Linked DNA regions of Homo sapiens: region 1 is linked to region 2. Evidence: read pairs that join two places in POLR2A ChIA-PET (ENCODE). Cell type or tissue: GM12878. All regions are shown on one strand. Links, peaks and the distances in the headings refer to the core of each region. The heading gives the core; the rest is flanking DNA.

What was found. Peaks named below come from ENCODE experiments on the same cell type or tissue, not always from the same donor. Only the 100,000 strongest peaks of a DNase experiment are listed, where the experiment ranks them.
Region 1: POLR2A ChIA-PET joins it to region 2 with 8 read pairs; 4 of 35 experiments call an interaction of 5 or more read pairs at or near these places.

Annotation. Positions count from the first base shown.
Region 1 is chr10:110,076,876-110,081,277 of GRCh38, forward strand. All of the region lies in intron 1 of ADD3 (adducin 3), which reads left to right. Among named protein-coding and RNA genes, the nearest start is that of ADD3-AS1, 71 kb to the left of the region's middle. In GM12878, for the core only: no CTCF peak of the experiment used is centred there; no DNase peak of the experiment used is centred there; H3K4me3 peaks cover 1,375 bases; H3K27ac peaks cover 1,648 bases.
Region 2 is chr10:110,297,158-110,301,559 of GRCh38, forward strand. It overlaps SMNDC1 (survival motor neuron domain containing 1), which reads right to left. Exons shown (of 6, transcript NM_005871.4): 3 at 1,491-1,633; 4 at 410-571. Among named protein-coding and RNA genes, the nearest start is that of SMNDC1, 5.6 kb to the right of the region's middle. In GM12878, for the core only: no CTCF peak of the experiment used is centred there; no DNase peak of the experiment used is centred there; H3K4me3 peaks cover 768 bases.

The sequences.
Region 1 (4,402 bases), core at 139-4,138, 220 kb before region 2:
GACTAATGAATTAATTGTGACTCCAAGGCTCTGAAAAATGTGTGGCAATATTAATGTGCAGTTTGCTCTCACTGAAGTCTGCCTGGGTGTGTTGTTTCCCCCAGAGTGAGCTCCACCCTTGCTCTAACCACATTGAGTGTGGATATCTTGCTCTTTAAAACAAAGTTCATTGTTAGGGCAGTATTGCAACAGAATTGCCACACAAAAACCAGCTTAAGAAATGTACAGCACTTCAATTTTTTTGTAAGTAATGGATTGTCTATTGTAATACTGATTGCTCACAGCTTAAGGGGAAACACAGATAAGATAGATGGTTAAGCTTTGTGCCAGCTGCTAGTAACATGCAATATTCTTCTTTGGGAGGAGCCTCTGGCTTTATCACTCCACTAAGTTTTTTTTCTTTTAGTTCACTTGTCTGCTTTTTTTTTTCTTTCTCTTTCTTAAACAGTTTACTGAATTGTTATTTTTAACGATTTTGGGGATGACACTGACTGTTCAAATGAAGGCAAATAGTATTCTCCCAAATGTGCTAGTTATTTAACTTGAAAATGCTTGAAGCAGTGTTTTGTACTGAATTTATTGGACCCATTAATAGCATAATCTGGCAATACTGTATTTCGAGACATCGTGACATGAACTTTGTGTGTAAGAGTGGGTTCATTGAATTAAAAAAAAGGCAGCTTCTAAAGAGCCTTTTATTTCTGTCATAATGATGCTTTGTCCTGTTGCTGTTGGGTATTTGTCAGAAGAGTTGGGGCAGGCTGCAGCCCAAAGTTCTGTTCCATGCCTCATCAGTTCCGTGCTTCTGTGTTCTTTCTAGAGTTTGTGACGTGAATGGTGAGTTGAACTATAGGAGAATTATTGTTGTTCATTGAGGTCCATGTTCAGCAATTTTTTTTTTCGCAACTGGGGGTCTGTCTGATCTTTTTTCCCCCTCACACACTGAGTTTCTCTTTGTACCTGAGTTTTAAATGCCTTTGGAGTGTTTAATTATTCACTGACTGAAGTGGGCATGTAGAGAGAGAGAGGCTGTGCTTTGTGTTATCTATACTCTCTGGTGTGTGGTCATGTGTACACTTTGGGTAGACACTCATTTGGTGCAAGCAAACTGAATAACTGCCTCTGTTGAAATCAAATCTGAATGTTGAAAATGGCTAATTTCTGTAAGGCTTGCAGGGGTGACATTGTGTCATCCTTTTTGAACTAAGACTTCTTAGCATCTCCTTGCTTCAGCTTCCTCCTTTTTACTTGGTAGTAATTGGATTTAGCTGACTTCTAACTTCATAAGGATGTAAGAATAAAGCACAGGTGTGGTATCATAGCAAAAAGCACTAGCCTGGGAATCAAGAGACTGTTTTACCTCTTTGGACATTAGTTTCTTTACCTGTACAGTTAGGAATTTAGGTTAGCCTCTTCTAAGATCTTTTCTAGCTTTGAGTACCCTAATTTTCTTTGTAAAGACACATGACTATCCCAGCAATGCTAAAGGGAATATGCTAGAATTGAGAGAAAAATGTTTGGATGTTAACTCAGTAATTCTTATAAGTGACATGAAAACTAAAGCTTTACTTTAAGAAGTTGTGTCTGTCAGGAATTTTGAAATTTACTTTTTAATATCTGAGTAGTAGAACTAGCTATATAAATCATCTCATCAGCATTTTCAAGTTGAAATTAGGCCAACCTCCTGCCACAAGTGTTTTCGTGGACCTGGCTACTCGTGGACATTGGCTACTCAGTGTACAGCTATTAGTTGTGTAGCCTTGGGTAAAAGTGGCTTTCAAACTTTTTTCAGTATATTTTGCATCATGACCCAATCATGACACACACGAACCACTTTACATCTCTGAAATAAATCTCTCTTACAACACAGAAAATGCTATTTTCTGTTATGTTTCATTTCAAAAAATATTGGTTACAATGTACTGTCCCTTTGAACTCTGGAGGAATACAGTTAAACTTCGACTTTTACAGTTATGCTGGAGCAAAGCTTGCCAACGAATTTGCTGTTAAATATTGAAATTAGAAGATTTTTAAATAGATTTTTATTTGGAACTTTAATAGAAAATCATAGTTAATATCTCCATTAATACTCTTATCTTTTCCTAAATACATAATATAAAGAAAATGGAATATTTTTTACCAAGCCCTGTGAATCTGCCCCTCAGTCTCCTCCTTTTTACTCCAGTCTGCTATACAAGCTTTGTCTTATTTATGCATACCCTATTAGTGAGAACTAATAGACATACCATGACATGAAAAGCATTGAGAAGGCTTTTCTAGAGAACTAGATATAATGTGTCATGTACATTAGATATAGAGTGTCAGATTACCATTGATAAACCCTTTCTTTATCTTCATCACCAGAGTTGTCTCCCAGAGCTCCGTGGAATTTCCTTTCTCTGCTTTAACGTACTTTTAAAAGGTAATTTTACTAAAAAATGCATATGGTAAAAAGATGAAATAATATAAAAGGGCATGTGACAAAATGTTTTTCCCACCCTAATCCCTCAGCCCCACTCCCCAGAAGGGAATTTATTTTTCAAAAAAATGATGAGAGAGAGAGAGAGAGAGAGAGAGAGAGAGAGAGTGTGTGTGTGTGTGTGTGTGTGTGTGTGTGTGTGTGTGTGATCTACCTGAACATCTTTTTAATACATATAAAATTATACCATTATGTATCTACTCTTTTCCTTTTTTTTTTGAGACAGAGTCTTACTCTGTCACCTAGGTTGGAGTATAGTGGCGCGATCTTGGCTCACTGCAACCTCTGCCTTCCAGGTTCAAGCGATTCTCCTGCCTTAGCCTCCCGAGTAGCTGGGATAACAGCTCGGCTAATTTTTGTATTTTTAGTAGAGATGGGGTTTCACCATGTTGGCCGGGCTGGTCTCAAACTCCTGACCTCAAGTGATCCACCTGCCTCAGCCTCCCAAAGTGCTGGGATTGCAGGCGTGAGCCACTGCACCCAGCCTACTTCATTCTTTTTAATGGCTTTATAGTACTTTATTGTGTGGATGGATGTACTGTAACTCAGTTATTCCTCCTTTGATGGATATTTGGATCATTTCCAAGTTAGTTCCCATCCCCTCTCCATCAGACGTACTTATGCTATCAGTCTTCTCCTACCTCCGTTTTGGGATAGAACCCAGAACTGGGGTACTATAGGGAAGGTATAATAGTGCTGTGTGGAAATAGAAAATTCCCTTACCAACTTCTATGTATCAGACTAGGGCTCCAAAACTAGGCCGCACTATCCCAGGCATTCATGGGTCGGGGTGGGTAAGAACTGCCCCAGGAGGAAGTCATTTCTCCTCAGAGCAGTGAAAGAACATTGGGTTCAAAGTCGGGTAACTTGGGTGTGGTATTGGGGTGGGTCACCTGACCTCCTTGAATCCTCAGTTTTACCATCTATAAAATAAGAGATTGAAATAGATGAGTTTTAATGTCCCACCCAACTTCAATATTTATGTAGTATTTTTGTTGGAATATTGATTTAAACTGGATAACCCAAATTATATGAAGTTTCTCATATTTAAATTAAAAACATCTATTGTATATATTGTGTGGTCTGTAATTTATTTGACCTTCCATGTGGCCTAAGCTATTTTAAAGTTTAAGAATGTAAAAAAGGAAAGTTGAATATCATTCTATATTTTACATAAACTATCCTTTTCTCAAAAGTCAATTTCAAAAGTATAAAACCCATTCCAGAATTAAAAGCAAATCCTTTTTATCAAGCTTGAATATTTGAGGAGGAAGATTGTGAAGTTATGTTTGTTTTTAAAATGGATCCTTATAATTTTTCAGTGAGTCCGACCATTCAGAAGTAATCCTAGGGCTTTGAAACTTGGCTTCAGGTTTCTTGTTTAAACTGTTTGCACATTCTAGCCCTTTAATCCATCTCCTTGTTTCGTTAAATGCTAAAACTGACATTACTTAACATAATTAAAGTTTTCAGATTTGATGCTGAGGAAGCTGCTTTAGAGGTGAACTATATCCTGCCAGCAAAGTTACAAAGTTACATGGCAAAGTTATAAAGTAACAAAAGCAGTATTTTTGCTGTATCACACATAGGATATTTAGCATTGGGTAGCATTACCTGTTTCACAGTTTTAGTTTCATAATTCAATCAAATGACAGCTGTTCTAAAGATAAAATGATGTAAGGACTTCAATTGATTTGTGTAATTACAACTGGAAGATAAAAGACATTTTCTTGGCCAATAAGGTAGGAGAGAGAGTTTGTATGTTTGTGTGGTGGTTACCTTAGTTTCTTTGCAGAAGGCTTAATATACCTTGAATATACTTTTCTATAATCTGAGATATTATTATTATTCAAATAATGCTAGATAATTATTAGTGTTCCTTGTTAATTTTCATACGCATTTTTTGACATACAATTCCACTTA
Region 2 (4,402 bases), core at 270-4,269:
TGTTCCCTTACAGTACCTGTTATAGCTCCTTTGTAATGTTTACACTGTACTATTAAAGCACTTCATTAATGATGAGTTTTCTTCTCTAAATATAAACTCAGTTGGGACAAGGCCTGAGGTGGTCTCCTGTGGTATAGCCCCAGTACCTGGCTTATAAAATATGCTGGGAAGATGTTCATTGTACATAGTTATCTTCTTAATATTTACTGAATGCCTAAATGGGAATCAAAATTATCTTCACTTTACTTAGGCACACTTACACAGACAATGTTGACCCTTTGTTGCTAATCTTCAAAACAACGGTAAAACAGTATTACAACTTTCTTATGCATAGATTCTCTCTGCAGACTACTTCAAGTATCCAAATGGGGAAGATTGCACCTAAAATGGAAAAGTCAAAGTCACTTACTTTGACATGGGTTTGTTGCCACTGTCCTCCTTTGCCTTCCTTCCTTCTTCTACAGGCTTGAGGTTCAACAGTGGAGTCACTTCAGCATTGCCATAACCAGCAAAGGTGATTGCAGCGGTGCCATTTTCTTCATCTATCTCCTCAATCTCCGCTTCATAACACCTGTAAAGATATCATGGCTGTAAGCAGGTGAGTAAAGGTTTAGTACTCAGCCTACAAGACTTATACTGTAGTGATAAAATTATTACATGTGTCTATAATGAAACTTCTATAATCAAATGGTTGTTTCAGCAAAGAGAATACAAAAGAGTGGTTGAAGTTAGTTATCTGCTATCAAAAAAGGACATCCCAATCATAATATTGCTGGGCAAGTCTCTTACATGTACCTACTCAACGTGATTTAATGTCTTTGAGAATAGAGGTTTCTTTTTTTCTCTTTTTTGCGACAGAGTCTCACTGTCGCCCAGGCTGGAGTGCAGTAGTGCAATCTCAGCTCACTTCAACCTCCGCCTCCCAGGTTCAAACAATTCTCATGCCTCAGTCTCCCAAGTAGCTGGGATTACAGGCACACGCCACCACACCTAACTGATTTTTGTATTTTTAGTAGAGATGGGGTTTCACCATGTTGGTCAGGCTGCTCTCCAACTCCTGACCTCAAGCGATCTGCCTGCCTCAGCCTCCCAAAGTGCTGAGATTACAGGCATGAGCCACCACACCCAGCGAAAAGATATTTCTTATAGGAATGATGTCAGTGTATGCTCTTCACAGAATTCTCAGAAAAACCAACCATTCACTCAATTTTCAATTAGAGAAAATAATTTAGATTATTTTAGAAAACACCCATTCATTGTCCTGTTTTTCTTTCCTCCAGAATCCCAGCCATTCTTCTCCCCAAAACTTAATCTAAAGCTAAAACTAAACTGTATTAATGGCAACCACCCAAGAATCAAATTGGCTCTATAAATCATACTGCCTAATAGAAGTCAAGATTAAAATAGGGTAGTTAAAACTGAATAAAAACTTCTTACCATTGTATTTTATTATTTCATGTTATAGTTAGAGTTTTTTTTTCTACACTTACTGTCCATCTTCACTCCAGACTGCCATACACTTGTCTCCTACTTTCCATGAATGAGTAGGTTGAGTAGAAGCAAAACTGTCTGAACTTGCAAGCGTCTCAGAAGGTTGAGTTGACAGAAGGTCTTTGGTTAGTTCTATAACTTCCTAAAAAAGAAAAACAAAAACTACAACATTATTTTTATAATTCTCATTGTCAACTTAGTTTCTGATGACAGCCTTCATACTGTACGTTAAGTACTCTACATATATTTCATTTGCAGCTCATAACACTATTAAGCAAGTACTGTGATTATCCCCATGTAGAAACTGATACAGTATTGTCTACCAGTTAAGTGGCAGAGCTGTGACTTAAGCCCATATAGTTGCCTTTCAACTTAACCACAAATACTAATGAAAATATAAGACTTGAGCTTATACCATGCATTATTTCTAAGTGCCTATTTTAGCTGAATAGATCTCTCTAAAGATGAGAAAGTCAAGTATGAGGCACTGAATTAGATACTCTTATTGTAACATATTTTATGCAACTGTACTGTTTTATAGGGCATTACTCAGCAGTATTAACTGCCAAGCAATCCCAAAACACTTTAAGCAGCTTTATTAGTAACAAAAATGTTCCTACTTATACATATCTCGACTAAAATACTACAGGCAATGTAAAAGAAACCAGTGGTCTTCCTATTCAATTATTGTAAAACTCACCCCATCTGGGTAAGCAAATTACCAGGTTAGATTTTAAATGTTCCATACCTTAATGTTAAGCACATTAGCACAGCTTCATTTAAAAGGGGGAAAAAAAGGTAACACACAAAGGCAATGCCTTTCTGTGTGGCAAATATTTTTTTCTAATTCAGGCTTACATTTATTGGCTTCATTCAAAGATGTTTGGTGTAGGGATGGCTAAAAAATTGAGAACAGTACAAGCCGACAGATTCTGCTACCTGTCTACTATATTGTTACTCTAATGAAGATCCACACTATGCATCTTATCTGATCTAAGAACTTGCATAGCTGTTCACCCATTGTTGCATTTAAAACATCATACTGTGTGTTTGGGGAGAAAAATTAACAAAGTTAAACTATGTACTGAGTTTCTTCTAGTTCCCACTGAGGTTTCATAATAGTAATTTTGATTCCAGTAGCCAAGAAAGTTAAATATTACCTCTCTCCTAAAGATTCTAAATCTTCCTGGCTATTTCTGAAAAAACTAATATTTGAGTCTTAAATCTCTTGAAGAAAGGTTAGTTTTATAAATAAATAAATAGAACACTTAGGTTTGATTTAAAAATTTAGTAGGAATAATATCTCTAAGTTTTATTAGTTGCCAACTAGCCATTAATTAGATCTTTTTAATTAGACAGTCCTTTGCAAACAAAGCAAAGAACCTTCCAAATAACTAGATCAAGTAGTACACAACAGAAGAGTAAATTATCTGGTCTTATTTTTAACCACTTTTAGGGGTAGGAATGTAATCCAGTCAGCCTGACTCAAGAGCCCACACAAATCTCTATCATTAAATACTTCCAGATCCACCTAGGGATCATTTAACTTAAGCACAGACATGAATTCTGCACTTGTAGGTTTCAGATTTAGAACTCTATTTCTTTTAGGACAGAACTGTTTTCCAAATATATTTTGTTAAAGAAATATATTTCATCAAAGAAAAGGGTCCTGAAAAGCTGTGCATATTAGTGAATTCAGAGGCCTGTGCTGAAATGACCCTTTTTTAGAAAAAATCCAGAGCATTTACTCCTAATGTCCTTTAACTTTGCCATGGTTTTACATAACCCTCCCAACAAACTATGAAGAACCTTCTAAATTTCTATTCTTCACATGTGCGTATGGACCAAAGTATTAGAAAAACTATTTTATGTATGAGGGGGTTCTTGAAGGTACATACCATTAATTACTTTTCCTCCCTCAAGTCTGAGTTCTGAAACTGCTCCTTCATCGACAGATGGGCAGCAGTTACAGTAATCGGCAATTCCAGGAAGCATCAGGTGTTGTGATCTACATATCAGCAGGTCAAATGGGGTGCACTCAAGCACTCTGCTTACTGAAGGAAGGCGTTTCGGGGATGCAGAGAGCCACTGTAATATATGAGACAAGTGACTTGACCCCTGCCTCCTTTAGAACCAGCTTATTCAGCAAAACAGCCTAATAAATTGACTATCTCTGATTATCATAGACTGCCCGGGGAGCTAGTCAGCTAGCTAGCCTGGATTTTATCACACCCACTTTTTTAAGTGAAAAAAGAAAGGCAGGACTTTAGTAGATTATTTTGCTGCCTGCTGAATAACTTTAGTCTCTATGAAAGACAGTACATGAAAGAGATAAACATGGAAACCTTACTGGCAAAATGAAGTCATTGAAAAGATGCAAAAAAAGCATTTTGTCATAAAACAAAGGGCAAACAAATTAATAACTGGGATAAGGATCTAATTCTATAGAGGAACACAAGAAATTAGAAACCATATGATGGTCAAAAAATATTAATATGAGGAAGCCACAAAATCAGTCTGAACAGACTTTTCACCAAATATAACAAGCTGAATTAAATACCCATAGCATGAGATACATCCCAGAAGGCAGAGAAGGAAAAAGGAGGGGAATGAGGGGGGGAACCCCACAGCAAAATAGAAGCTGTTAAGTGTAGTCTCAATGGAGACAACAATTACTGAGTGGAAGCTTATAGCCAAATACTTTTCAGAGTATTACCTCATCTTAAAAGATGGTTTCCGTTTTTGAGTAGTTTTCAATTCAAAATAGACCTTATCTAGGGACCAAAATGAAATTTCTAATGATAGAATAAAATGGGAAGAAACTCTGATCAAGACTGGTCAGGAAAAACATTCTGTTATTACTATCTGAAGTATTAAAACTTGCACTTCTAAATCCTTGCCATCCAGTATG